Linked DNA regions of Mus musculus: all the other regions are linked to region 4. Evidence: chromatin loops called from intact Hi-C (ENCODE). Cell type or tissue: heart. All regions are shown on one strand. Region 1 has its middle 7.7 kb from the start of Tmem239. Region 2 holds the start of Pced1a (PC-esterase domain containing 1A). Region 3 holds the start of Nop56 (NOP56 ribonucleoprotein). Region 4 holds the start of Snrpb (small nuclear ribonucleoprotein B). Region 5 holds the start of Stk35 (serine/threonine kinase 35).

Region 1 (5,000 bases), 230 kb after region 4:
CTGGCGGGGATGGGGGGAGGGGAGCGTCTGCGGTCCTGGACGACTGGACAGACATCTGCTCTAGAGAGTGGCCTTTGGAAATCCCCTTTTGGCTAAGTGGAGAGGAATAGTGAGGGCAGCTGGCAAACACTGTGTAGAAGGGGGTGGACAAGAACCTGACACTGATAAGAAAATCCCAAGCCCAGCCTGGGATACGAAGACCATGGGCATCCACAAGGCGAAGGACTGCTGTCCTGGACCAGGAAGAGGCTCAAAATCCCAGCACGGGGAATCTGGTGCTCAATGTAGTGAGGCGCGCCCCCTGGCGGAAGTCTGTGGCCCTGGCCGTGTAAAGGCCTTGGCTAGGGTCCCTCAGGCTGAGCAAGATTCTACAAGCTTGGATGTCAGTCTTGAGGTGAATGGGGCAGAACTTGGGGGCCATGGAGAAATAGCAAGTCTACCACCATCAGGATGACAGCTTTGCTGACTCCTAACTTTCTTTCCTAAATCTTAAGTTGGCTACCCCAGCAAGAGAAACTTTAGGCTCGGAAAGTTCAGCTGAGAATCCTGGGACAGCCGGGATTCCAACTTCTGGCTTGGCCCTGGGTGTCTTTGGTGAGAATCTGGATACAATTAACTTTGTAAAACATCGTTTTCAGCTGAGTCAACGTTTCCATTCATATTTTGTAATGGAGCCATTGCTTCCTTTATACTTCTCACCTTTCAAGTATTTTCCATCTTAAAAATAAAAATATGTTAGAGCTAGGAATGTGGCTTAGTGGGAGAGTTCTTGCCTGGCTGACATGTGATGCCCAGGGTTTGAGCTCTGATACTGCAATAAGATAGTTTTAAAAGAGATTAACTTAACATGTTAATTCTACAATAGTTTCTTCCCTGCCTTTAAATGTCTGACAAATAAAATAGAAAATGTTAGTGTGTGCATCAATATTTCATGTATGTCTGCATGCTCAGAGGCCATATGATAAGCCTCAAGAAAACCTCTATTTCCTCAATTTCCTAATTGAGTTCCCCAATTAGGTTAGAATGGCTGGTCAGCCAGCCCCAGGGATCTGTCTGTCTCTGTCTCCCCAACACTAGATTCAAGTGTGTGGCACAGTACTTAGTGCTCTTGTGTGAGTTCTGGTGACCCAACTCTGGTCCTTATGCTTGCAAGACAAGCACTTCACCTACTGAGCTGTCCTCACAGCCCAACAGTTCACTTTTTAGAATAACCGAGTAGTATTCCAATGGGTGATGTACCGAATTAATTAAGCCACCTGTTGGTGGATGGGCCTGAGTCATTTTCTGCTTTTATTATTACAACTGTGAAGTCTTCATATGAACCGGTTCCTGTTTTGTGTAGATAAACACTTATAGGTGAGAGAGCCAGACCATATGGTACAATCTTTTCTATATTAGCCATTCCAGCAGTAAATGGTGCTACCTTGTCATGGTTTATACTGGGATTATTCCTAGTGGCTGAAGATGGTGACCATCTGTTGACATGTTTATTTACAATCTGTCTTCTTTCCTTAAGTGTTCAAACTGTTTGCACTCCCTTAAGTTTACTGGACTTTAAGAGCTACTTATTCTAAACTAGACAAAGGAGTGCTTCTCTATTTTAGAATCAAGTCTTTTATCTGATAGTCTGATTTGAAAATACATTCTCCCAGGTTACAGCTTGCCTTTTCTTAACAGCTTTTGGGAGAACAGGAGTTTTGCGTTTTAATGAAATACAGTTACAAGGAACTACACTGGTTTGAGTTCACCAAGAAGCTGTCTCTGGAAGCAGTGTTGTCCTTCCTCCACCCCCACTTCAGGCCCAAGCATGTTTGTCTCAAAGTGTCTTCCAACTCCCCTTTGTGTGAGGGTAGACTGGCCTAATTTCTGTGACAGGGAGGGAAGAGAACTGCAAAACTGCTTAACGTTGTATCTACTCCACATCAAGGTGGCCTGGACCATGAAGATGCCAAAAATGCCAGTGTAGGGAATCTGGTGCTCAACATGGCAAGGTTCACCAGCTGGCAGAGATCTGAGGCTCTGGCCAAGAAAGTGCAGTCGTGGCTAAGGCTCCCAGAGGGGTCGGGATTCCATCTAGGGGGCACACCATTTTCAACAGAGGTTACTAATGTTTCTCCATAACATAGCGTCTACAGCAGGGGAGAAAACCACAAATTCATTCCTGGAGAGCTCATCTATAGAGATTAGAAAGTTCAACCGAGAATCCGATGGACTGCCTCAACTTCCCTTGATGGTTTCTACTGGATGTTGTGCCTGACTTTAAGACATTATAGCTGGGGCTGGAGAGATGGCTCAGTGGTTAAGAGCACTGACTGCTCTTCCAAAGATCCTTAGTTCAATTCCCAGCAACCACATTGTGGCTCACAACCATCTGTAAAGGTATCTGTTGCCCTCTTCTGGTGTGTCTGGAAACAACTGTAGTGTACTCACATAAATAAATCTTTAAAAAAAAAATCTCTGTTGCTATTTATTCTTTCACTTGGATGCTCCACCTAAGCAAACACTGTCCCACCTGGGGTTCTTTCTATTGGGAATCTAGCTGACTGCCTGAATGCTTCCCTAGTGCATTTCTGCAGGGTGTTGTGAGCACTCAAGTTGATGCTTAACTCTCTCTCTCCCTCCCCCTCTTCTCTCTCTTTCCCATCTTTCCCTTTATAGATATGAGAACAGCTAGAGGTACTGGAAAGTCCCTCTGAAAACTCCCTTCTGAAACAGGGTCTATTTAGTCTTGGCTGTCCTGAAACTCACGTAAGTTATGTAGATCATGGTGGCCTCAAACTGACAGAGATCCTCCTGCCTCTGTCTCCTGAGTGCTGAGACTAAAGGCGTGCGCCACCATGCCTGGTCTGGCTTTTCCCTTGTTACTTATTCTTTTCAATGACTTTTTAATGACTTTATGTGTAGGGATGTTTTGTCTGCATATATGTCTCTACACATGTGCTTCCCTTGTTCCCACAAAGGCCAGAAGAGGGCATGAGATCCCTCCGAATTAGAGTCACAGGAGTCACAGAAGGAGCCACCCTGTGGGTGCTGGAAACTGCAGAATCTCTGGAGGAGCAGCCAGTGCCCTTAACCAGTGAACACCTCTCTAGCTCGCCACTTATTCTTTTTAGTTTGCCTCTATAGTTAATAAACTCTCACGCATCATTCTCTGGACCACACAGTACAACAGCATATCAAAATGTTATTTTATGGGCCTGATATGATGACACATACCTTTAATAAGCACTCAGGATGCAGAGGCAAGCACACCTCTGTGAGATTGAGTTCCAGGACAGGTAGGACTACATAAACCCTGCCTCAAGAAAAATTTTATATATTTTATGCTTTTGGTGTTATATCTAGAATATCTTTGTCCAATAATAGACTACCAACTATTTTCCTCTAGATTTGTAATTTAAAATTTAACATTCTGAGTTATGAACTATTTCCAGCTAATATTTGATATTACAAATGGTATGAATTACAAATAGAAATGAATCTTCTTCAGATGGCTATGCAGTGACTTCTCCACTTTTTGAGTCTATCCTGTAATAACTTGTCTTTACATTTTAAAAATGTTATCCTTTGTGTGTACAGGTATTATGTCTTCATGCACATCTGAGAACTACATGTGTGCCTGGTGCTCACAGAGGGATCCTGCCTACCAAAGGGAGTCATTTCTATTACCTCTGGCAAAAGGACCGATGGCTCCATTGACATGCATCTGTGGCTGCATATCAAACCCCTACTCACAAGTACTTACACATTTCAAAGTCCCCAACACCAAGTTCCTGTCCCCAACCCCTATGCCCTAGCTACTCACCTTCCTTATCTCCACTATTCCTTCCTCTCTCTCATGTCCCTAGCCCTCGACATGGCTGGTCAACTTCTCTCTCTGCTCTGAACTTTCCAGTACCTCTAGCTGTTCTCATATCTATAAAAAACCTTAACTATAACATAGAGCAGCCATGTCTGCAGTTCCCTTACTGTGCCCCCTTGTACACTACTACATGGCTTCCAGAAATTGAACTCAGGTCATCAGTCTTGGGGGCATGCATCTTTACCTATTGAGTCATTTTACTGACCCCAAGTAAACATATCCTTGAGGCAAAGTCTTCCTGTGTGGATCGTAACTAACTTGTACATTCACTTAGTACTAAATTACCTTTAAAGATAGATTTCCGTTAGATTTTTTTTTTGCATAGATAATCTGCCATCTGCCAGTAAGTCGTTTTGTTGTCCAAACTCTAACATAGCTTCTGACCTGTGGGGGAAGTATTCAGTTCCTTTCGTAAGTTTGATTTTAACTGGTTTTATTTTTAATGTGTATTGGCATTTCACCAATGTGTGCACATATATATGTATGTAATATATATATATATATATATATATATATATATATATATATATATATATATATATGAGCACACGTGTGTATATGTATATGAGCACATGTGTGTGTGCTCTTGCACATGCACACCTGGTGCCAGAGGCCAGAAGAGGGCATCAGATGTCCTGGGACTAGAATTAGAGCTGGTTGTGAGCCACATGTGGGTACTGGCACACTTCATCACTGACTCATCTATCCAGTCCCCATTTTACTATTTCTCATCCATTCATGGTCTGGACAGAAACATTTTTAACTGGATAAAGTCATCAAAAATCGACAGTAAACTAAAATGTATTTAATAAAAAAATCCACAGACAATTCTTTTTAAATATTCAGTTAAACGGGGCTTTGGAGATGGCTCAGTTGGTACAGTGCTTACCATGAAAGCACTTCAGTCTGGGCCTCTAGCACCTAGTATATGGTGGCATGCATCTGTAGTCCCAGCATGTCGTGGGGTGTAGGGTAGAAGGGCAGAGATAAGAAGATCCCTGAAGCTGCAATGGGGAGAAGCCAGTGAACTTATGAGTGAGCTCCAGGTTTGTGAAGACTCAGTCTTAAAAAAGAAAACCACAGAGGAAGACCCCAGTGTCGACCTTTGACCTCCAAATGTATGTACACAAGTACCTGT
Region 2 (5,000 bases), 240 kb after region 4:
TCACTGCTGAGCAACCTGCTAGCTCACTGTACCTTTTACTTCTCTGATGAGCTTGCCTCTGCAACACTGCCTAGACCATCTTTTTTCCCTATCTGTCTTCCCACTTCCTATTCCTGGGATTACCTGGAAGCAGTCTCATTTCTTTTCCATTTATCTATTGATCAGGGTCTTCTGACCCTGCCTTTTACAATCAGTACCTGCGCATGCATGTCCATTCAGGTAAACAGGAAGAATCACAAAGCTGAAGAACTGTTAGTTGAACAGCCACGTGCTCCCTGTGATGTAACCCTTCTCAGGAAACGAGAAAGGAACATTCAGGAGCTACAACTGTTCTTCAAGAGGTCCCCTACTTTCTACAAGTACTTCAGTCCCATTTAGTTCTTTGTGCCTTGTGCTCCAAAGGTCCTACCTACACCAATACCCAACCAGTCTATGGGAGGGCTTACCTGGCAGCCGGTCATGTTTGGGCAGCTCCACACCCCAGGCATCGGCCACGTGGGCCAGAAGTAAGTGCGAGAGGTGGCGGTGTGCATGCTGGTCCCAATGGACACCATCTCGATGACGGTGACGGACAGCATGCCGGAAATGGAAGTGGAGATCTAGGACGTCGAAACAGTGTTTCCCGGCTAGTGTAGCGCTGTAGAAGTTCCCCTCAACCACATCCTGTCGCAGAGACACTGCCAGGGGCTGGAGCTAATTGACAAAGTGGAGTCTCTAAGAGGGTCTCCTAGCTGCCGGCCAGCCACTCTATCCCCTGTCCGGAAGGGTCCCGGTCACTCACCTCTGGCAGGAGGAAACCCCCAGTGACACGTTCCCCCAGAGGCATTGCCAAGTTCCACACCAGCAGACAAGAGTCTGGTAAAACCTGGTCCATTCGTACAAAGACTCGTTCCAGGTTCTCCCTGTAGCTCTCCATTGAGCAGCGGCCATATCTGTTGGGTAACACTTAGGGTGGGCAAGAGCACAGGAGTGCTGCCATACCTCCACCTCCAACCAGTATTTCCCTCTCCCCCCGCCTGAACCTGGAGAGATCCCAGAGGCAGGAGTTGATGATCACTAGGTCAGGGGCAGGTCCATATGACAGCTCCTCCAGGATGTCCTCAAGGTACTCGGAGTAAACTCGGGTGAGGAAGTAGAAGCGCACAAGGTGGTGGCCAGAGCCAGAGCAGAACTGGCGGACCTCGCGGTACTGTGTCCCGTTGTGCAGCTCTCCCAGCTGGCCCCCAGCCACCAGCTGGTCCTGTTCAAAGCTCAGCTCCCCCTGCCCACCCACCCCACCCGATGGTCAGATCCATGCCAGGTAGGTGGTCCTTTTCAGGCCAGGGTCTGCACCCACCCAACACTGGCATGGCTGCCAAGCTTCTCTCACCTTGGCTTTTAACTGGGAAGCTGTGAGCAGTGTGTCTTTCTGGAGCAGAAGCACCAGGTCCTTATACACAGCTCTTTGGACTGCAGGGAGACAGGGATCCCAAGGTTAAGGTCGGCCTCACCCCCTCCCAGAGTTTCCCAAATGAAGGCCTTTGTTTTCCAGGGATTGACTCTCCAACAGCAGCTCTATGGAGGGTTGGCTTAGAGAAGAAAAGACGAGATTTTAAAGCCCTAGCTCTGCTCTTTCCAGCTATTTCCCTCTCCTCTAGCTTATGTACAGCGACCAAAGACCAAATGGCAAAATTAAGTTGGTCCCATCCCTAGGAAAACACACAACATAGCCCACAGGTCCTTTTAAGAAAATCATGAAGGGCAACAACAAATAAAGATGCCACACTCATGGGCTAAAAAATAGTGCACAAATGATATGCCGGGGCACCCAGGGAAGGTACATAGGGAATTTAAAAAAGAAAAAAATGCAGTCTAGTGTCCTGAAACAGAGTAAGAGATGGAGAAGTCTGAAATGGAGATGTGGCGTGCAGACAAAGAAAAGGTTGAAGATACAGGGCGGTGAAATGTCATCCTAGAGTGGTCACTCACTGGAGTCCCCCAAAATGACCACGAACTTGTTGTGTAGCAGCTGCTGGACTTCTGAGGCATGGAAGTGGACCATGGCGCTTCCCAGCAGGCGGTGTGGCATCTCGTTTTCCAAACAGAAGACCATGCTGCCACTGACACCAGCTGCAGGGAGAGGCCAATAAGCTGACAGAGGGCAGGGACTCTAGGTAGGTCCGGTCTGTTCCAAGATGACCCATGCGCGCTGGCCCCTCCCTGGCTGCTCTGTGTAATGGGGAGGAAAGTGGGAGCGGCAAGGCGAATCCCAACACGGCAGCAGCCTTTATCACACTCGGAGGGAAGAAGGGTCACTTGGGCCGTAGTCTTAGACTACAGCGCTTCGCGCGCGCAGAGACGCCTTTGCCCTGCCACGTGTCAACGGCGGCCCCGCGCGTGCGCATTCGTCCGCTCGCGCCAGTTACCAAGTCTCTCGGGGGCTCCAGGGATTCACGGGCCAGTAGGGCAGGCCCAGGTGCCGTGCGACAGCGTCTCGGCAGCGATGTCCTGATCTAGAGTCAATGATCCCATGCCCCTGGAGAGCGGTGGGTTCTGCAAAGATCCCGCCCCACAGAGCCCGGGTGCCCAGGTTAGCTGTAGGTACGCAGCTCGACGCCCAGCGCTCGCCATGCGTGCGCTACGGTGGTCCAGCCAACGCCTCCAGCATCTGTGCCTCAGATGCTCATGGCTCCCACTTTCGGTCACCCGTGTCCCGCCCTATGCGATCCCCAACGCCGGAGGAGTCAGAAAGGCAGCGAGGTTGGCCGCTGTGGAGGACAGAAACCAGGGCTAGGTCCACTCGGGCCGCCGCGCCGAGGGCAGGACGATAGCTCAGCGTAGCTTGCCCACAGTTCTGATGGCCGCTAAGGCGGCCTCGTCACGTGACCCCGAAGGGCGGAAGCGGAAGTGCGGCCTGAGCTTGCGCTAGGCGGGTTTTTCCTCGGCGACTCTTGCCGCCAGCTGTACTAGACATGGACTGTTACACTGCGAACTGGAATCCACTCGGGGACTCTGCCTTTTACAGGTGAGCTGCCCGACGCCCCACCTTCCGTCCCACAGCCCAGCTTACCTTGCTTGTCTGCTGCTGGCTTGAGCCTCCCGGCAGAGCCAGCAATGCTCGCCCCGGCCACTACGCGTGCTGGCGTCCGTCCCTATGGCGGCTCGCCTGAGCGTCTGCCACTTTACGCACTTTAGGGGCAGCAATCTGGTCCTTCCTTTGCGCCAACTGAGGCAAGCTGAGAAGCCACCCCTAAACCGAGGTCTGTTGGCCTCCGGAAGGATGCTTAGATCACGTAGAGGGAGGCCGCCCCGCGGCGACAGCGAGTGCCAGTCTCCTTCCGGAAACTGCTGAAGTCGGACCACAGGGGCTCTCACAGGAAGGCGGGATCGCCACAGCGGGCGGGGTGACAGTACTGACCAAAGCTGAGAAAAGGGGATGAACCGCTTTTCAGTCTTGGGGCACTATTAATGAGGAACCCGAGGCAGTGGCAACTCACCGGGGTTGGAGTGCCCTTAGCTGTGGGTCTTTCTCAAGGCTAAAACTAGTAACGTGATTACAATGGTTACCGTCTCGTTGGCTTTATTTCTTTTTAAGATATAAAGTACAAACTGCTTGTGGAGCGCTCATCAATTGGTCAGCCTACATTTGTCACTCTCTGAGTGGTTTCCAACTTAACCTCAATCATCCTCAATCCGTGGGTGTACCAGCTTCACAGAATTAATTGCAGGACCTCATCACACCAGGCAATTCCATGGCTTTGTGTTTGCACAGTTCTATAGTCGCTTCTATGGGCATTGCTATTTTCCTCTTTATCACCCTGAAGAATGTTGCTCATCTTTCAGGACCTGCTTGGTTTTCCTACAGTAGAATCCTTTTATGCCTCACAAAGGTCCAGTTGTAGAGTCTTATCATATGTGGCACACGAGGGCAGTGTTGGTATGAGTTTCTCGTGCTAAGCTCTTGAAGGCTAAGAATACTTCTATTTCCCATGCATATTTAGGCTAGTGCCTGTTACCTAATAGTTGGTCAGCCTTTGGTGGCCCACGCCTCTTAATCCCAGCACTCTGAGATTCAGGCCACCCTGCTCTATAGCTCAGGCCAGACAGGGCCACATAGTAAGACCCTGTCTTGAAATAATAACAGAAACAAGCAAAACCTAATCATTACCCAACAAAATGGTAAAGAATGTTTTATTGATGTACCCGAAGATCACAAAGACATTGCGTTGGCGTCTTATTTCAATAGAAGACTTTGAGCCGGGCGGTGGTGGCGCACACCTTTAATCCCAGCACTTGGGAGGCAGAGGCAGGTGGATTTCTGAGTTCAAGGCCAGCCTGGTCTACAAAGCGAGTTCCAGGACAGCCAGGGCTATACAGAGAAACCCTGTCTCGAAAAAACAAACCAAAAAAACCAAAACAAAACAAAACAAAAAAACCCAGAAGACTTTGCTTCTGCTCATAGCCAAACTTTTAAATGGAATTGTGTTGTTTGCAATGTAATGCATTTTCTAGACAGAGGATGCCTTGTGGTAATTTCTAGAGCTCTGTTACATTTGTTTAGTCATGATTTCTCTTAGACACATGTACAATATGAAGCAACTGAAAATACTAATGAGCAGAGTGTGGTGTCCCATCCACAACCTCATATAACACATAGCCCTTGGCATGTGGAGGCTGGAAGACTAGGATTGCCAGTTCAGCCTTAGATGGATATATATCAGAGGCCAGCCTTGGCAAGATGAGACTCTGTCCCCAAATACATATTTAAAAGGCTAAAAAATAATAAATATAAAATATTAGCTATTGTAAAAATACCTGTTGCTTACCCAGACTTTTAAAATCAGAGCATAAGGAAGATGACCACATTACGACAGAGCTCCTCTTGTTTACTCTATGGAGAGTCAGCTTCATGGGTAGATAGGTAATGCTTCAGAAGATGTGAGTGAGTCACAGAAGTGCTGGACTCAAGAAGGGCCTAGAAGTGTTACACCTCCTGGGACTGATATGTATGTCCTAAGTTG
Region 3 (5,000 bases), 97 kb after region 4:
TCTTTTTATTTTCTTTTTTAAAGCAAAGGTGATTTTAAATTATCCACCTTGGTGTGCCTAAAACTGGCACTGAAAAAAACAGGAACGCAGCTCCTTGGAAGAATTCTGGGCCTACGCGGCCATGAGCAACCACGTGGTGCCGAGCAGCGCTGGGTTCTATGAATCAGGGAAAGGAACAGAACTAGGAAGAGGTAAACCGCTCTTGTCTATGCCTCAGCCCGCACCAACAATTTTGTTAACAACAAAATGTAAAAGGAAGAGGCAGGCAGCAAGAAGACGCCATTTCTGCAGGGTCTGAGGCCGGGTCCCACGAGGACCCGGAATATCTGGGCAGCGGGAAACCTGCGAGGCTTATCAGGAAGCCTCATGTCCCCTCACCGAGTTCTGCCGCCCGGCACACGGGTGACAAAAGCACGAGGAACGAAGAAGGGTGGTCTCCAGGCCACTCTGCGGCCTGCCGGCAGGAGCGACACCATTCACTACAGACGCAGTACCGGCTCGCGCAGCCGCAGAGGCTGGGCTTGGCAGGCCCGCTCGCGCCCGTGGTAGTCCAACCCGCCCGACGGACGATACCACACCCGCGAACCCCCTCCGAAGACCTGACAATGGTTTCGTCCGCAGCCTCTGATTGGTCAAACCGGAGAAGGTGTGGTCTCCGCAGTCTGGTTCCGCGCGCCAGAGCGCGCTAGCCGCATTGCGAGCTGGGCACGGAGCAGGCGCCATGGTGAGGAGTGGTGGTGGGGTATTTGCGTAGTGAAGGCCTTAGCGTGCGTCTGGGTTTGCATTCGGGGTCGTGCTCCGGGTCTGAGCCAGGGCCTGCTCTAGCAGCGGCCCCGCGGACTGGGAAGTTTGACTGATGGCCGCGCGCCGGTTCTTTTCAGGTTCTGCTGCACGTGCTGTTCGAGCATGCGGTCGGCTACGCGCTGTTGGCGCTGAAGGAAGTGGAGGAGATCAGCCTGCTGCTGCCGCAGGTGGGTGAGCTCGGTGGGCTCGCGGAGCTGCAATGCAGCCCCTAAGGCCGCCAAACCCCAGCATGCACCGCGTGTTCCCACGTGGCCGACCGCACCGGGCCCGGCGGGGGGGGGGGGAGCTCTAGAATGAGGGGACTCTTTAACGCGAATCTATATAATTGGAAGCGGTCGGAGATAAACATCTCATTTCCATTTCTTGAGAATTAAGATTCGGGGCCCAGGCACCAATTGCTACAACAGCTGGTGCTTCTGCCTTACTGCGCTGTAGAAGCCAAATTCAAAGAAAGCCCATTCATCCTTCTCTCCAGGTGGAGGAATGTGTGCTTAACCTTGGCAAATTCCACAATGTCGTTCGTCTGGTGGCCTTCTGTCCCTTCTCTTCATCCCAGGTGGCCTTGGAAAATGCCAATGCTGTGTCTGAAGGTGAGTCGGTCCCTCCGGAACATGGGATTCTGGGTGGTTGATGTTCTTAGATGATTTTCTTCTAAGCTTGATACAGTCTAGGGATTATTTGAGACCTACAGGATGGCATTTTAAAACATTAATATGCAGGGGCTGAAGAGATGGCTCAGCGGTTAAGAGCGCGACTGCTCTTACAGAGGTCCTGAGTTCAAATCCCAGCAACCACATGGTGGCTCACAACCATCCCTAATGAGATCTGATGCCTTCTTCTGGGGTGTCTGAAGATAGCTACAGTGTACATATAATAAATAAATCTTGTAATTTAAAAAGCACTTAAATGCTTTACAATTGTGCTCCTGGACCTGTGGTAGAGCCAGGCTTTGCAATGATGACTTATATATCTGTCAATCCCCTGAGAGATCACTGACGACTCCATGTGTCTGAGCAATGCCTGCGGGGATGGGTGTTAACTAATCCGATTGGAGACAGTCTCCAATCTGCAATGTGTGGTTTAGAGCTGTTTTCTTTGTCCCAAAGGTGTTGTTCACGAGGACCTCCGCCTGCTCCTGGAGACATACCTGCCATCTAAAAAGAAGAAAGTACTTCTGGGGGTTGGAGACCCCAAGATTGGTGCTGCAATACAGGAAGAGTTGGGGTACAACTGCCAGACTGGTGGTGTGATAGCTGAGATCCTTCGAGGTAAGAGTCCTATTTCATTTATTCTGTCCACCACGTGGATGCAGTGCCCACAGAAGCCAGCAGGGGGCCTACGGGCCTGGTGATGTGATCTGCTGTGAGTGGTTACTTGGGTCCTGGAGGATCTATTCTTAAAGTCCCATCTTCTTTTTAGGAGTTCGTCTGCATTTCCATAATCTGGTGAAGGGTCTGACAGATCTTTCTGCTTGTAAGGCCCAGCTAGGGCTGGGACACAGCTACTCTCGTGCCAAAGTTAAATTTAATGTGAACCGAGTGGACAACATGATTATTCAGTCCATAAGCCTCCTGGACCAACTGGATAAAGATATCAATACCTTCTCGATGCGCGTCAGGTAAGGTATAGAAGTCGAGCATGGCCGATGATTCATGTGGGTAAAATCATGGACCAAAGCAAGGCCTCCTTGTGCTTACCACAGGCTGTGTTCCTACACTGACTGTATAGAAAGAGGAGGCAGAATAAACCTACCCCATGTACACCTCAGCCTAGGCCACTGTGCCTGGTCTGTATTGTGAATGGGGAGACACGGGCCTGAGAGAGCTTGGGACCTGAGTTGAGGTTTGATAGCTGGATCAGAGAATGACTTCCTCTACAGGGAGTGGTATGGGTACCACTTTCCAGAGCTGGTGAAGATCGTCAATGACAACGCCACATACTGTCGCTTGGCTCAGTTCATTGGGAACCGCAGGGAGCTGAATGAAGAGAAGTTAGAGAAACTGGAAGAAATTACGATGGACGGGGCCAAGGCTAAGGCCATCTTGGATGCTTCTCGGTCCTCCATGGGTCAGTGCGGAGCGCGGCAGCCTGTATAAGGTACGAGACTCCTTGAGTATCTGGTCCCCCTGTTCACACTAGGTGTTTCCTAGGCATGGACATATCTGCTATCGACTTGATAAACATCGAGAGCTTCTCCAGTCGTGTGGTGTCTTTGTCAGAGTATCGCCAGAGCCTACACACTTACCTTCGCTCCAAGATGAGCCAAGTAGCCCCCAGCCTGTCAGCCTTAATTGGGGAAGCGGTGCGTCATGGGGAACACAAAGTGGGGGAGTGAAACTCAGCATTCTGTACCGCTATCCTTGTGGCTAGCATGTTGTCCCTAGTTGATGCATGGTGGGGAAGAGAAGAGGGGATGAGCCTGGGAGGTCAGGTTCCCACTTACTCACCTGACCTCCTCCTCGGATCTTTCTCCAGGTAGGTGCACGCCTCATTGCTCATGCTGGCAGCCTCACCAACCTGGCCAAGTATCCAGCGTCCACAGTACAGATCCTTGGGGCTGAAAAGGCCCTGTTCAGGTACCAGTGAGGGCGCCTGCTCATGTCAGGTGCTGCTTCTGGTGTCCACTGTTTTGTTTGGGGATTACAATGATGGCTGACCAGGGCAACCTGACCTATACAGGCCTCTGCTATGGGGGTGATGGCCAGTCCTGGTGTCTGAGTGATTCCCAGGGCCCAGCAAAAGGGGACCGAGTTTCCAGGTCAGCAAATTGGATGCCTTCCCTCTCTGCCTCTGGGAGCTAGGTTGGCACTTGGTGAGGTAGAAAGTTCAGCCAAGCCTGGTGGGAAATTGTTAGAAGAGGGGAACTTGGCTATTTGGGTCAAGTCTTTTGACTAAACTATTGACTGAATATTCTCACAGAGCCCTGAAGACAAGGGGTAACACACCAAAATATGGACTCATTTTTCATTCCACCTTCATTGGCCGAGCAGCTGCAAAGAACAAAGGCCGTATCTCCCGATACCTAGCAAACAAATGCAGTATTGCCTCAAGAATTGATTGCTTCTCTGGTATGGATGGGGAAGTTGGCATTTGAGTTGAAGGGGTTACAGTGGGGGGGAAACAACCTACCTTGGCAGCTTCTACAATGATGGTAATATTTTTCGTCAACAGAGTTCACCTAGTGAGTGTTGACACCTTGGGTCTGAGTGAAGCTGAGGGGAGAGCAGCTGGGGAGTAGTTTGTCATTTCAAGGGTTGTAATTGACTTTGTTTACACACGCACACACATCTAGAGGTCCCCACAAGTGTATTTGGGGAAAAACTCCGAGAACAAGTTGAGGAACGGCTGTCTTTCTATGAGACTGGAGAGATCCCACGGAAGAACCTGGATGTCATGAAGGAAGCTGTGGTTCAGGTCAGTGTGTGCTTGGTTGTGGTAGCTGAGTGCCAGAAAGACTGTTGGAAAGGATGAACGAACTTGGCCTGACCTTCAGAAATGGAGGCAATACAACTGATTTAATGAGCCTGATCCAGCAAGACTAGGAGTGTTGTGGCAAGTCAGGGGTCTTCTGGGTTTTCAGCGCCTTGCTTTTTTGCCAGGCAGAGGAAGCGGCTGCTGAAATCACCAGAAAGCTGGAAAAACAGGAGAAGAAGCGCTTGAAGAAGGAAAAGAAGCGACTGGCTGCACTGGCCCTGGCCTCGTCAGAAAACAGCAGTACCCCAGAGGAGTGTGAGGTCAGTCCTGTGTGGATCCCAGGTTGTAGGCTTCTCAACCGTAGAACACAGGACATCAAACCATGGTCTTGAGCTTGGGCTCTTTGGACCAAAACACCTAAAACTACCTCTTGATTCTATAGGGAGGAGATAGGTGCTGAGAGAACTTGACAAGAGCCCAGAATGCTGGTTGTAGCACATGGCCCATTCCATGGGCAAGTGTGCTCTGTCCTCGGCTGCCTCCCAGGAGTCCTCAACGGGGGTAGTGTGAATTCCTGCTCTCCCTGTTCTGTGTCTGGAGGTGATAGTGTCTCATGATGGGGGGTGGGGGCAGGGAGGTCACCAATGTGACAGTTTAGAATTGTCCCTTAGGCTTTTTTTTAAAATCTTGAGCTATTAGTGATTTTCATTTCAGTGTTCCCTGGGAGCTCTGCATGATATCCATCGTGAGCAGCATACAGGGGGTTTTCTCTAGGGTTTAAG
Region 4 (5,000 bases):
TTCATGTGCTTGTCAAAGGCTTTGAAGGTCCCGATGAAGATGCGGCCGTCCTGCAGGATGCACCTCATCCTGTAGTCAATGTGCTGCAGCATCTTGCTGCTCTTGCCCACCGTCTGTGAGGAGAACAGGCATCAGGGAGGCTCAGCTCTTCTGCACTCTCTCACTTCTGGCCCTCCCCCAAGTCTTCCACCAGACTAATCTCTCAACAATTTCCAACTGTCTTCCACACAGTCTTTACCTGAGACTCTTCCTATCGCCCAGCTTCAGCCTAGACTTCTGCCAGGTAACCTGCTAGTCTCCCTTCCCTTAAAAAAGTCATCTTCCTCAGACTATAGTGGCTTTGCTTATGTTGTGTCTGTCTCGGGGGACTGTAAGTGTCCACAAATTAACCAAATCCACCCATACTAAATGGCAGACTCAGAGCTATGAACATATAAATCCATCAAAACAACTAAGAACTGGAATTTGACTGGCACCAAAAACCCACTTAAGGAAAAGTGTATTACCAGAAAGTGAATCAAGTCTGAAGCAAGAATGGAGTCCTCAAACCAAGCACTGGTTAGCATGCCTCCAGGGCTTGGTGTAATAGGGTTAACTTTACTGGGCTAGTGTTAATTAGTTTGGATACTTAATACTGATATATAACTTGTTATCCTTAATTTTTAATTAAGGCAACAACAGTTTCTATCCTGGCTTCCAATATAGCTTTGCAAAAATAAAGGGGGAGCCTCTACACATCCCAAGGTAAACAGAAGTACCTGTCTCTCTCAGAAACATGCCCCCCCACCCGCATCTAACTGGCGTTATGCCACCCCCAACCACCCAAGTATCATCTCTGCCAGGAACTGCAAGTGCTGTTCACTCCCGTAAGCATTACCCCATCCTAACCTAAAGATCCAGATTGTGTTTTCTGCTTAATCCCCTTACATAACTGTTCACGGGGATCAGCATACATCGGTCCCTTTGCCTAGTAACAGCTAATATACCTTATTGGATACTCCCTGTATATCCAGGCCCTTGAAAGGGATTGTGTATTTCATTTGATCCTCAAAATTGGACCCAGTGTCATTCATTTTTACTGGTAAAATAGGCTACTCCGGCTGAAGATTATGTAAGGACTTGCCTCAGTCAACTCTTGGAAAAAAAGAAAAAAGAAAAGCAATATCCTGTTTGAGCACCTCGGGTTTCTTCAGCCACGCAACTAGAGTAATCTTTTGGAGAGATTCGAGGTATTTATTACATGTGGTCTGTAGCCAAAACTAAATAAAATTAGGATTTTGAGTACAGAAATTATAACAAACTGAGATTTCAAGCAAAGACCACTTTCCCTGGCTGACCTTTAAGAACTTAAGTTCATTAAGCCTGGGAAAAATCTTGCAGCGATCGTTCACTACCAACAGGATAAAGCAAGACTGGGCCTTCAGCAACCAGACTCCTGGAAAGTTCGTGCCATCGACTGCTTTGCTCTCTCAGTTTTCCAGATTGCTAACCCTCCCTCCCATGGGGGAGCCGGGTGCCCCGAAACAATCATTTGGGAGTCACCTCCTGGAGAAAACGTTCTCGTTCCTCCCACTGCCGTTACTTTTGCCTAACGCTGAGCTACCACTGCGATATTAGTTATATTGTAGCTATATTAGGACTGCCTGGCCAGAAACTGGCCCAAGTGAAGACAGAACTTACTTTAGGGTGCAGCCCCGGCGCCCGACACAGCCCAACATCAAAATACGAGAAGCAAGGTCGCGCGCGCTCTGCTGGCAAACCCTCTCCTCCAGCCTCCCGCTCCCTCCGCTGCTCGACTCCGGTTTCGGGCCGTGACCTCCGCTACTCCTCCGCCTCGCCCGGCGCTGCCCGGTCGGCCCGAGGCCTGCGCCAGCTCCAAAAGCCCGGGCACACACTGACGCCCAAGTTTAAAGCTACGGAGGCCGCGGGGCCGAAACCGCCGTGGCTCCGGGACACGACGTTTGACGGCCGCGCATCGGCCTCTGTACCCCGGTCGGCCTTCCCCTCTACCCGGTCGCAGCCTCACGGCAAGTCCAGGCCTTTGGCGCTGGGATGAAGCGGCTTCCACCCCGACCTCCTCCGCCACGGGCGGCTCGGCTCGGCTCCAGCCCACGGACGCCGCCAGCTACCGCCCCGTTCCGCACCCCCGAGCGCCCTACAGCCAGCCCGCGCCTTCTCACCATGGTGGCGGCTCGGATGGCTCAGATTCCCGCCGGATTCTCTGCCACAGAGGCCTAGTCGCCAGCCAGCCAGCCGCTGGATTCCCGCCGCCGCCGCTAACGGAAATGCTGCCTGCAAAATGCCGCCGCTAGTGAAGCTACTTCCGGTCCGGCCTCGGACCTGGAGTTCCGGTCTCTGGAACGCAATTAGGGGGCGGAGCATTAGCATCAGCTGACGGATTGTGTGGTGGTTTTGTTTTGTTTTGTTTTGTTTTGGGTGGATTTTTCCCCCCCTTTGTTGATTTTATTGGAGTTTTCCTCCTCGTTTTGTTTTGCTTTAGACCGGGTCTCACTGGGTCTTGAGCTTCGGATCCTCCTACCCACCGCGTTCTTAGTACCAGATGCTGGCGTACACCATACTTGGGCGGCAAACATCCTTGGAGGACAGACACCTCCCCAGCTAAAGTCTCCGCTGGAGTGCTTGGTTTACACGCCGATGTCCCAGACCCCACTCCCATCCAGTTCTCACCCAGCGCTCTTGTGAACTCACTCTAGGAAGCCACTTCTCTAGCTTCTCTCTATGTTCTTCCCTCTTTGCATTTGCTTTTGTCTCACCAGGAGCGCTAGACTCGCAGGTATATGCACACCCTCATGCCCTTACCTCCAGGATTTAAACAGAAATGACAGTCCTGGTGAGGACTTTCCTGACCATTCTTTCTAGGAAAAAAAAAAAAAAATGCAACTTTCTCAGGCTCTTCGCGCTTCCTTTTTGCTTGTTTTCAAATATTGATTGCTATCTGACATACTAAACCGTAGTCCCCTTATTATTGGAAGGGCATGCCTTCCCAGACTCGGAGTAACTCCCCAAGTCACAATATGCTAATTTTTTTTCTACATAAGCACGCTTACGATATGCATATCCTTTTCACTTAACGCAAGTGTATTTTGGCACCCTTGAATTGACTTTAAAAACCGGGATTTAAGCAAGACAAATTTTGGGTCGAAGTTTGGATTGATGTCCCCTTCCCGCCTCTCGGAGTCCGGCCTGGCTACAGGAGGTGGCTACTTCAGTCTCTATATCCCCCTCTGGTAGGAATCTCAGCTAGAGTCACCTCCATAGGTATCCTCCCCAGCCCCAGGCTCCAGCTAGCCACCAGAGAAAAACCCCAACTCCTCCCCACCACATCACACCCCCACCCCCACCCATTCCCTTCCTCACCCCTTCCTCCCCTACCCAGTTCCCTCTGTCCATCCACCTCCAATGACTATTTAGTTTCCCATCTGAATGAGATTGGAATCCCCCTTGGGACCAACAGTGGTATGGGATGGAGGCAATGGTGGGGGCGGGGGGGGGGATTTGTAAGGGCGGGATTTGGGAATAGAAGAGGGAGCAAGGGCTATGATCCAGATATAAAGTGAATAAAAGAAAATTATTGAAAAAACAAAACAACAAAAACAAAAACGGGATTTAGTCAGGCAGTGGTGGCCTTTAACACCAGCACTCAGGAGGCAGAGACAGGCTGATCACTGTGAGTTCGAGGCCAGCCTGCTCTACAGAGCTAGTTCCAGGACAGCCAGAGCTACACAGAGAAAACCTATCTTGAAAAACAAAAACAAAACGAAACGAAAACAAAAAGATAACAGGAACTACCTGAACACCAGTGCTGCAGTGTAGGCCCGCCAGTGCAGTGAGATCCTATGAGTACTGAGTGGGTAGCACACACAGCGTGGACACCTGCATGGACACCTTCCCCAAGGGCTGATCTCTGGTTAAGGCCAAGACATAGCATTCTTCCTGCTACTCAAAACAGTGCATGACACAGAACATTAGTTGCTTATTTCTGGAATTTTCATTTAGTATTTTCAAACTGATAGACCAAAGGTACCTGAAACTTGGATAAGAGAGTACTGTATATATTTTTAAGTTATTTTATTGCCCCACTAGCATGTAAGCTCCGATACATTATGGATTTTTCTTTGTAAACTGTTTATTATTTAGAATACTGCTTAGCATAAAGGGCTTAGTAAGTGTTTGTTTAATGAATTAATGAATTAATCTCATTTGGCTCCATTACTCTTTAATCCTTGCCTATATGCCTAGAACTTTCTAATTTATTCCTCTGACCTTGGTTTTTTGTTTTTGTTTTTTTTCTAACTTTTGGTCTTTTATATAAAATCACTTGCTTAATAGCTGCCCAGCAGATAGGCTAAATTTAACATGTTGAAAACTGAATTCTTGGCCTTATTACTCCTCCCTTCCCATCTCAGAAGTTTTGTCAAGTTACGAAAACAAGGAATGGTGCTAAGACTTTGGTACATTGGGTAGATTGTGTAGAACACGCAAAGCCCTGGGTTCGATCCCCAGCACTGTATAAACTGGGCCTGGTAAGCTATGCCTACCATCCTAGCACTCAGACAGTGAGATGGGTACACAAGGAGTTGGAAACCAGGCTGGGCTCCTCAGGCTCCTGTCTCAAAACAAACAAACAAACAAACAACAGAACAGAACAAAGTAATGAGGACATGAAGCATAGTCAGTTCTTTTCTTCAGTTTATAATCTACCTGTCAGGAAACTGTCCATCCCCCACTGTCACCCTACCTTGTTATTGGTTCCACTGCTGTGACTGCTAGTCTTAGCCACCAGCCTCTCTCACTTGGATTACCAAATGAGTCTGTAACTGTTCTCCTGGCTTTACTCTTGTTCTCAGGGCAGCCAGAGGGGTCCTTCTAAATTATCCTGGGATTCTCTCAGGTGATTGCATAGCCTGCCTTCTACCTCCCACTGACTTCCCAGGACTCATGGGAAAATCCAGCCTGTCCTCTCTTTAACCTCATCTCCT
Region 5 (5,000 bases), 380 kb before region 4:
TTTGAAAGAAACTATGTTTTCAAGGATGTCATAAATACTCTTTGTCACTCTCTATGCCAGGAAGATAGAAACTGCTCATAAATGTTAGCTATCAAGCATAAAAGCAAGTGAAGATTACTTTAGTAATTTAAGCAAGTCCAAATTTAAGAATCAAATGTGAAAGTATTTTATTAGCTAATTCAACAGCTGCAGGGGACTCATACCTCTGAGCCTCTGGGGTTCATCACCATCTCTGTAGGATTGTGGGTACCAGGGTAGAGGACAACTTTGTGGAGTTGATTCTCTTTTCACCTTTTTGTCAGCTTGGGGGGTGGGGTGGGGATTGAAATCAAGTCATCAGGTTCACACTGAGCCATTACCCAGGCTGTTTTACATTCTAATAGTCTCTTTAATTGACCAAGGTTATCTCCCTGGCCACTCTTGTACTTGCTGTCTCTTCTCCCTGCAATGCCCCACCACTAGTTGTGGCATGACTGGCTTCTTGCTATTCATTACTCAGATGAGTGTCATTTTCTAAAGAGATTGCTGCCAACTGAATTGTGGTCCTACCTCAGAATCATGTGTTGAACCTATAACCCCCAATAGGTTAGTAACAATATTTGAAGATGAACCCTTTAAAGAAATTTAAGTTGTTTAAATTGTGAGGTTGGGTATGGTGGTGCACACCTTTTGATCCCAGCACTTGGGTGGCAGAGACAGGCAGATCCCTGAGTTTAAGACCAGCCAAAGCTAAGTAGAGAAACCCTGTCTCCAAACAAACAAACAAACAAACCCAACCAACCAACAAAACAAAAACAAAAAACAAAAAACCCAAATCACCACCAATTAAAAAAAAAAAAAAACCCAACAACCCAGCAACAACAAGGAAAAGAAGTAAAGGAGTTTCGGTTAACAACGAGGCTGTTGGAATCCTTATCCAATAAGGCTAGGTGCTGAGGACTCGTATATTGGACTAGAAGAGAAAGGAAAGGACAATCGGTAAACCTTGAGATGGCATAGTAAACAAAAGCATGGCATTGTTCATGGTTCTGCACTGTATTGAGAGTGTGCTAGAGAGTATCTTTGTCCTTGGGAAAAAAACACACACACACACATATATTTGTGTGTGTGTATATATATATGTGTGTGTGTGTGTATATATATATATATGTATACATATATATCTTATAAATATAAAAGGATTTACAACATGTATACATTCATACATACATATTTGTGCACAGAACATGAAAATATAGCAAAACAATGTAATTCTGGCAAAAAAAAAGATGAGACTTTACTATTCTTACACCTTGTGTGTATATGTGACCACTTACATACAGAAAAGCTATAGAAATTCTAGAAACTCTTGTTTATTGTTTTACATTACATTTAATCTGTCTTGTGTGTATTTTAACACTGTTCTAAGTACTTTAACTGTGAGACATCTACGAAGACACAAGGTTGACTGTCTCCTCCAGTGTCAAGAGTCGCAATTAAGGCAAAGACTGTCGTGTCTACTCCTTTTTCCCCAGACTTAAAATAGTGTGTAGCAGAAACTCTAGTTACTGTCCTTCAATATCAGCTAACAAAATACTGGGCACCTTCTAGGCATTGGAGTACAAAGCAGGGTACAAAATACTTTAAAAAACCACGCCTAGGGGCTGGAGATGTAGCTTTGTAAAGTGCCTGTCTAGCATGCACAAAACCCTTGGATTCCTAGCTCTGTACAAACAAATAGGGTGTATAAATTGGGTGTGGTGGTGCCCGCCTTTAATCCCATTACTCGGGAGATGAAGACAAGAGGAAAAGTTCAAGATCATTCTTAACTACACAGCCATTGTGCTCCCTCCCACCACAATGGGCGGCCGGGGTGAAGGGTATCAAAATCCAAGCCCAAAGCAGCTTATATCAGGCACTCAATTAGCCAGCCATCATATTTCACTTGGTCCTTTGCAACCTTGGAAGTGCGGACCACCCGGGTTTGGCAGAGAAGGATACTGAGGATTAAGTGCGGCTGAGATCATTGGGGTCATTAGTGGGCGTGGAGATTAGCGTTCTAACCCTGGTCTCAGCTGTGAATCGATTACACCTAAGCCATTCCCCCAATCAGCATCAAGTGCCGAGTGCGGGCGTAGAGGTACGATGCAGGTCAAGTCCGGAAAGGCGTTTGCGGAGTGCAGGCGCCTCGCGAAGGCCCTCGGTACAAATCGCGGGATTTTGGCGCGCTCTTTTTGTTGGCTGGGTGTTCTCGCCAGTGATTGGTTCCGGGCTGTCGCGGCGGCTGGGTCTACCTCGGCTGCAGAGAGGCGGCGCGGCTCTCCGCTGGCCTCCTGGGGGATGGGCCACCAGGAATCTCCGCTGACCAGAGCGGCGGCGGGAGGTGCAGCTTACATAAAGAGGTTACGTAAAGTGCTCAGCTGGCGTGAACTCGGGGACGGCCACGGGAACCTGGAAGCCGAGGCCTCCCCCGGGAGCGTTGCTGTCATCACAAGAGCAGCGCCGCGACGCGCTACACGCTCAGCCAGGCTCCCCGCCTCGCGCCCTACCCGGCTCTGCAGACAAGCCCGGCTCGGAACGGACCATCCTCCGGCGCGGGCTCCAAGGGGGAACCGGTTCGCCCGGAAGAGGAACAGCGCCGGCCAGGTAAGAGGGAGTGGAGGGAGGAAGGGAGGGCCGAAGCGGGAGCCCCGGCGCCCCACCGTAGTCCCGGGGGCGTCACCGGGGCCTCCGCCTGTCGTCCTCGGAAGCCGATCTTTTAGCCGGTTTCCCTTCGCCCGCTGTCCCCGGGGGTCTGGGTCGTCCCGCCGGGCTCTCCTGGGTTTGATTCACGGGACTGTTTACACCGGGAGAAGCCCGGGTAGGACGTGGGGAGGGGCCGTTGAGAGGGGGCTAAGCCCCAGGAAAGTTTAAGCCGGCCGTCTTCGATGGGGACGATCCCTACGGCTTTATTTATTTTTTCTGCTCCTGACGGATAAGTCGGCGAGAGGGGACGGTTTGCGCTTCGGTTTCCGGTCCTCCCTCGGTACTTCCCGGTGGTTCCGTCTTTCCCGCTTTCCTTTCCCTTCCCCCGTTCAATTCGAGACGGTGGCTCCTTCTTAAAGGGGCCGCGACCGGCGGCGGAGGTGGGACGCCGGACGCTTTAAGTTCCTCATCTACCCTTCTCGGCCCGGTGGGTTTTAACTTCTCCCTCTCGCCCTTAGATCACCATCCAAGGTCCCGCTCCTCCACATCTCGGGGCTAGACGGAGGGATGAGGCAAGGGGGGCCCGGGCGGCGCCGTTGCTGCTCCCCCCGCCCCCCGCAGCCATGGAAACGGGGAAAGAGAACGGAGCCCGCAGAGGGACAAAAAGCCCGGAGCGGAAAAGGCGAAGCCCAGTCCAGCGGGTACTGTGCGAGAAGCTGAGGCCGGCGGCCCAGGCCATGGATCCGGCTGGGGCCGAGGTCCCGGGCGAGGCCTTCCTGGCCCGGCGGCGGCCGGATGGCGGCGGCGGGGATGTTCCTGCACGGCCGCGCTACAGCCTCTTGGCGGAGATCGGGCGCGGCAGCTACGGCGTGGTTTATGAGGCTGTGGCTGGGCGCAGTGGGGCCAGGGTGGCAGTCAAGAAGATCCGCTGCGACGCTCCCGAGAACGTGGAGTTGGCACTAGCAGAATTCTGGGCCCTCACCAGTCTCAAGCGGCGGCACCAGAATATCGTGCAGTTTGAGGAGTGCGTCCTACAGCGCAACGGGTTAGCCCAGCGCATGAGTCACGGCAACAAGAACTCACAGCTTTACCTGCGCCTGGTGGAGACCTCGCTCAAAGGTAGACTACAGCCGGCAGTCCTGCCCTCTCCTGGACCCCCTTGTTCTCAGAACCACTCAGTTCTAATAACTGTCTCTGGCTCGCTAAGGTCCTTGACCCGGCTTTGGGACCTTCTTTCTTGCTAGGAAATCAGTCTGTTCCCCAGCCGTTAGCTGACATTCCCTAACAAGCTCACCAAGTGCTAACCTTGATCTTTTTAAGTACTCACTCAGTAGGTGTGAGCCATAATTACAAGCCTAGCATTTTAAAAGATGGATGAAGAGTAGTCCTGGTGGGATTCAAAGTAGTTGGTAGAACTGCAGAAGCCCCCTCATGCCTCTTTCTCATCAGAACCTAGAGGGGAAAAAAAGTAGCAGACCCACCCATGCCATTCTCCTTTCCTGATTTCTAGTTTCTTCCAATTCTGTTCCCAAACCTTGTCTTCAAGTGTGAGGTTTCCTCCGAGAACCCCAACCCTTCACCCGAGAGCAGACAATCATTCAGTTGGTTCTTGGTTTAGTCCCTGAGGGCACCACAGGTTAATAACTCACGCACCCAGTAATAACCCCCTCAGGTGGGCCAAGAGCTGTCGCATAACAAAACAGGTTGCAGCTTTCCCTGCCCTGTTACAATCTCAGTTGTTTTCATAACCCCTGGGGCTGTCTGAGCAGTGATTGTTGCAGAACCATGGGGCTCCAGGAGGCCAAACACCTTGCCTTCCTGTGTAAACTAGAGAAGAGGCAGTGGGCTGCAAGTGTCTTGAGTTCCTGGGGCAGGGGGTAGGGCGAGGGAAATTGGACAGTCGCAATCCCAGCTATATAATCTGAGCGCTACGATTTGGATAATATCTGTAACAGTAAATTAAGCTTCTGCTCTATAAATAGAGGAACTCAGCCTAGTGGGCACAAACACAGCTCGATTAAGGTTAATCAGCTTGAAAGAGTGGGACTCCGGCCTCCAAATTCCTGTGTCCTTGAAGTATTTGTAAGCCAGCATGGCCCTCACAGATCTTTGCAGATATATTGCTGCCTTCCTTCCCTATCTGAGGTTGAATTTAGCAGACTGGGTGGGATTTAGGGCTAGATTTCCTAAAGTCTTTTTGGAGCACCTGTCAGATTTTATTGTAAGGTCCCAGGAGAACTCCTTGCAGAGTTTTAAAGTCATTTAACAGTGGATTGGATAGTGTGATGGAATTCTCTGGGGGCCTTTCCCATCCTGCTTGTCATCATTTCCAGGAG

What was found. A loop is a pair of places that touch in the nucleus more often than their neighbours do. Peaks named below come from ENCODE experiments on the same cell type or tissue, not always from the same donor. Only the 100,000 strongest peaks of a DNase experiment are listed, where the experiment ranks them.
Region 1: a loop joins it to region 4, with 2.5 times the contacts of the local background. A loop is called at or near these places in 4 of 42 quality-filtered maps.
Region 2: it touches region 4 in a loop (4-fold over the local background); 4 of 42 quality-filtered maps call a loop at or near these places.
Region 3: a loop joins it to region 4, with 7 times the contacts of the local background. A loop is called at or near these places in 15 of 42 quality-filtered maps.
Region 5: it touches region 4 in a loop (7-fold over the local background); 8 of 42 quality-filtered maps call a loop at or near these places.

The regions. Positions count from the first base shown.
Region 1 is chr2:130,411,674-130,416,673 of GRCm38, forward strand. No RefSeq gene overlaps it. Among named protein-coding and RNA genes, the nearest start is that of Tmem239, 7.7 kb to the left of the region's middle. In heart, a CTCF peak has its summit at 2,970 (motif pointing right); a DNase peak (open chromatin) is centred at 288.
Region 2 is chr2:130,421,444-130,426,443 of GRCm38, forward strand. Pced1a (PC-esterase domain containing 1A) reads right to left here and starts at 2,845. Exons shown (of 7, transcript NM_178762.4): 1 at 1,969-2,845; 2 at 1,370-1,449; 3 at 1,023-1,261; 4 at 782-932; 5 at 447-693. The coding sequence starts at 2,092. It overlaps Vps16 (VSP16 CORVET/HOPS core subunit), which reads left to right and starts at 2,877. Exons shown (of 24, transcript NM_030559.3): 1 at 2,877-3,004. The coding sequence starts at 2,952. In heart, CTCF peaks have their summits at 3,108 and 3,919; DNase peaks (open chromatin) are centred at 924, 1,038, 2,828 and 3,228; H3K4me3 peaks cover 2,352 bases; H3K27ac peaks cover 2,089 bases.
Region 3 is chr2:130,273,753-130,278,752 of GRCm38, forward strand. Nop56 (NOP56 ribonucleoprotein) reads left to right here and starts at 660. Exons shown (of 12, transcript NM_024193.2): 1 at 660-724; 2 at 882-971; 3 at 1,280-1,394; 4 at 1,911-2,072; 5 at 2,224-2,422; 6 at 2,684-2,871; 7 at 2,955-3,106; 8 at 3,280-3,380; 9 at 3,724-3,872; 10 at 4,097-4,218; 11 at 4,404-4,538. The coding sequence starts at 722. Snord110 (small nucleolar RNA, C/D box 110) reads left to right here and starts at 1,763; the gene lies at 1,763-1,821. It overlaps Snord57 (small nucleolar RNA, C/D box 57), which reads left to right and starts at 4,274; the gene lies at 4,274-4,336. LOC115489609 (a small nucleolar RNA gene) reads left to right here and starts at 2,485; the gene lies at 2,485-2,617. It also overlaps LOC115489632 and LOC115489601. In heart, CTCF peaks have their summits at 472 and 2,122 (motif pointing right); a DNase peak (open chromatin) is centred at 599; H3K4me3 peaks cover 3,444 bases; H3K27ac peaks cover 1,590 bases.
Region 4 is chr2:130,177,054-130,182,053 of GRCm38, forward strand. Snrpb (small nuclear ribonucleoprotein B) reads right to left here and starts at 2,311. Exons shown (of 7, transcript NM_009225.2): 1 at 2,181-2,311; 2 at 1-113. The coding sequence starts at 2,183. In heart, no CTCF peak of the experiment used is centred here; a DNase peak (open chromatin) is centred at 2,338; H3K4me3 peaks cover 3,412 bases; H3K27ac peaks cover 2,181 bases.
Region 5 is chr2:129,798,222-129,803,221 of GRCm38, forward strand. Stk35 (serine/threonine kinase 35) reads left to right here and starts at 2,296. Exons shown (of 4, transcript NM_183262.3): 1 at 2,296-2,625; 2 at 3,183-3,783. The coding sequence starts at 2,320. It overlaps Stk35os1 (serine/threonine kinase 35, opposite strand 1), which reads right to left and starts at 3,238. Exons shown (of 1, transcript NR_029452.1): 1 at 148-3,238. In heart, CTCF peaks have their summits at 2,289 and 3,472; DNase peaks (open chromatin) are centred at 2,350 and 3,320; H3K4me3 peaks cover 3,306 bases; H3K27ac peaks cover 2,615 bases.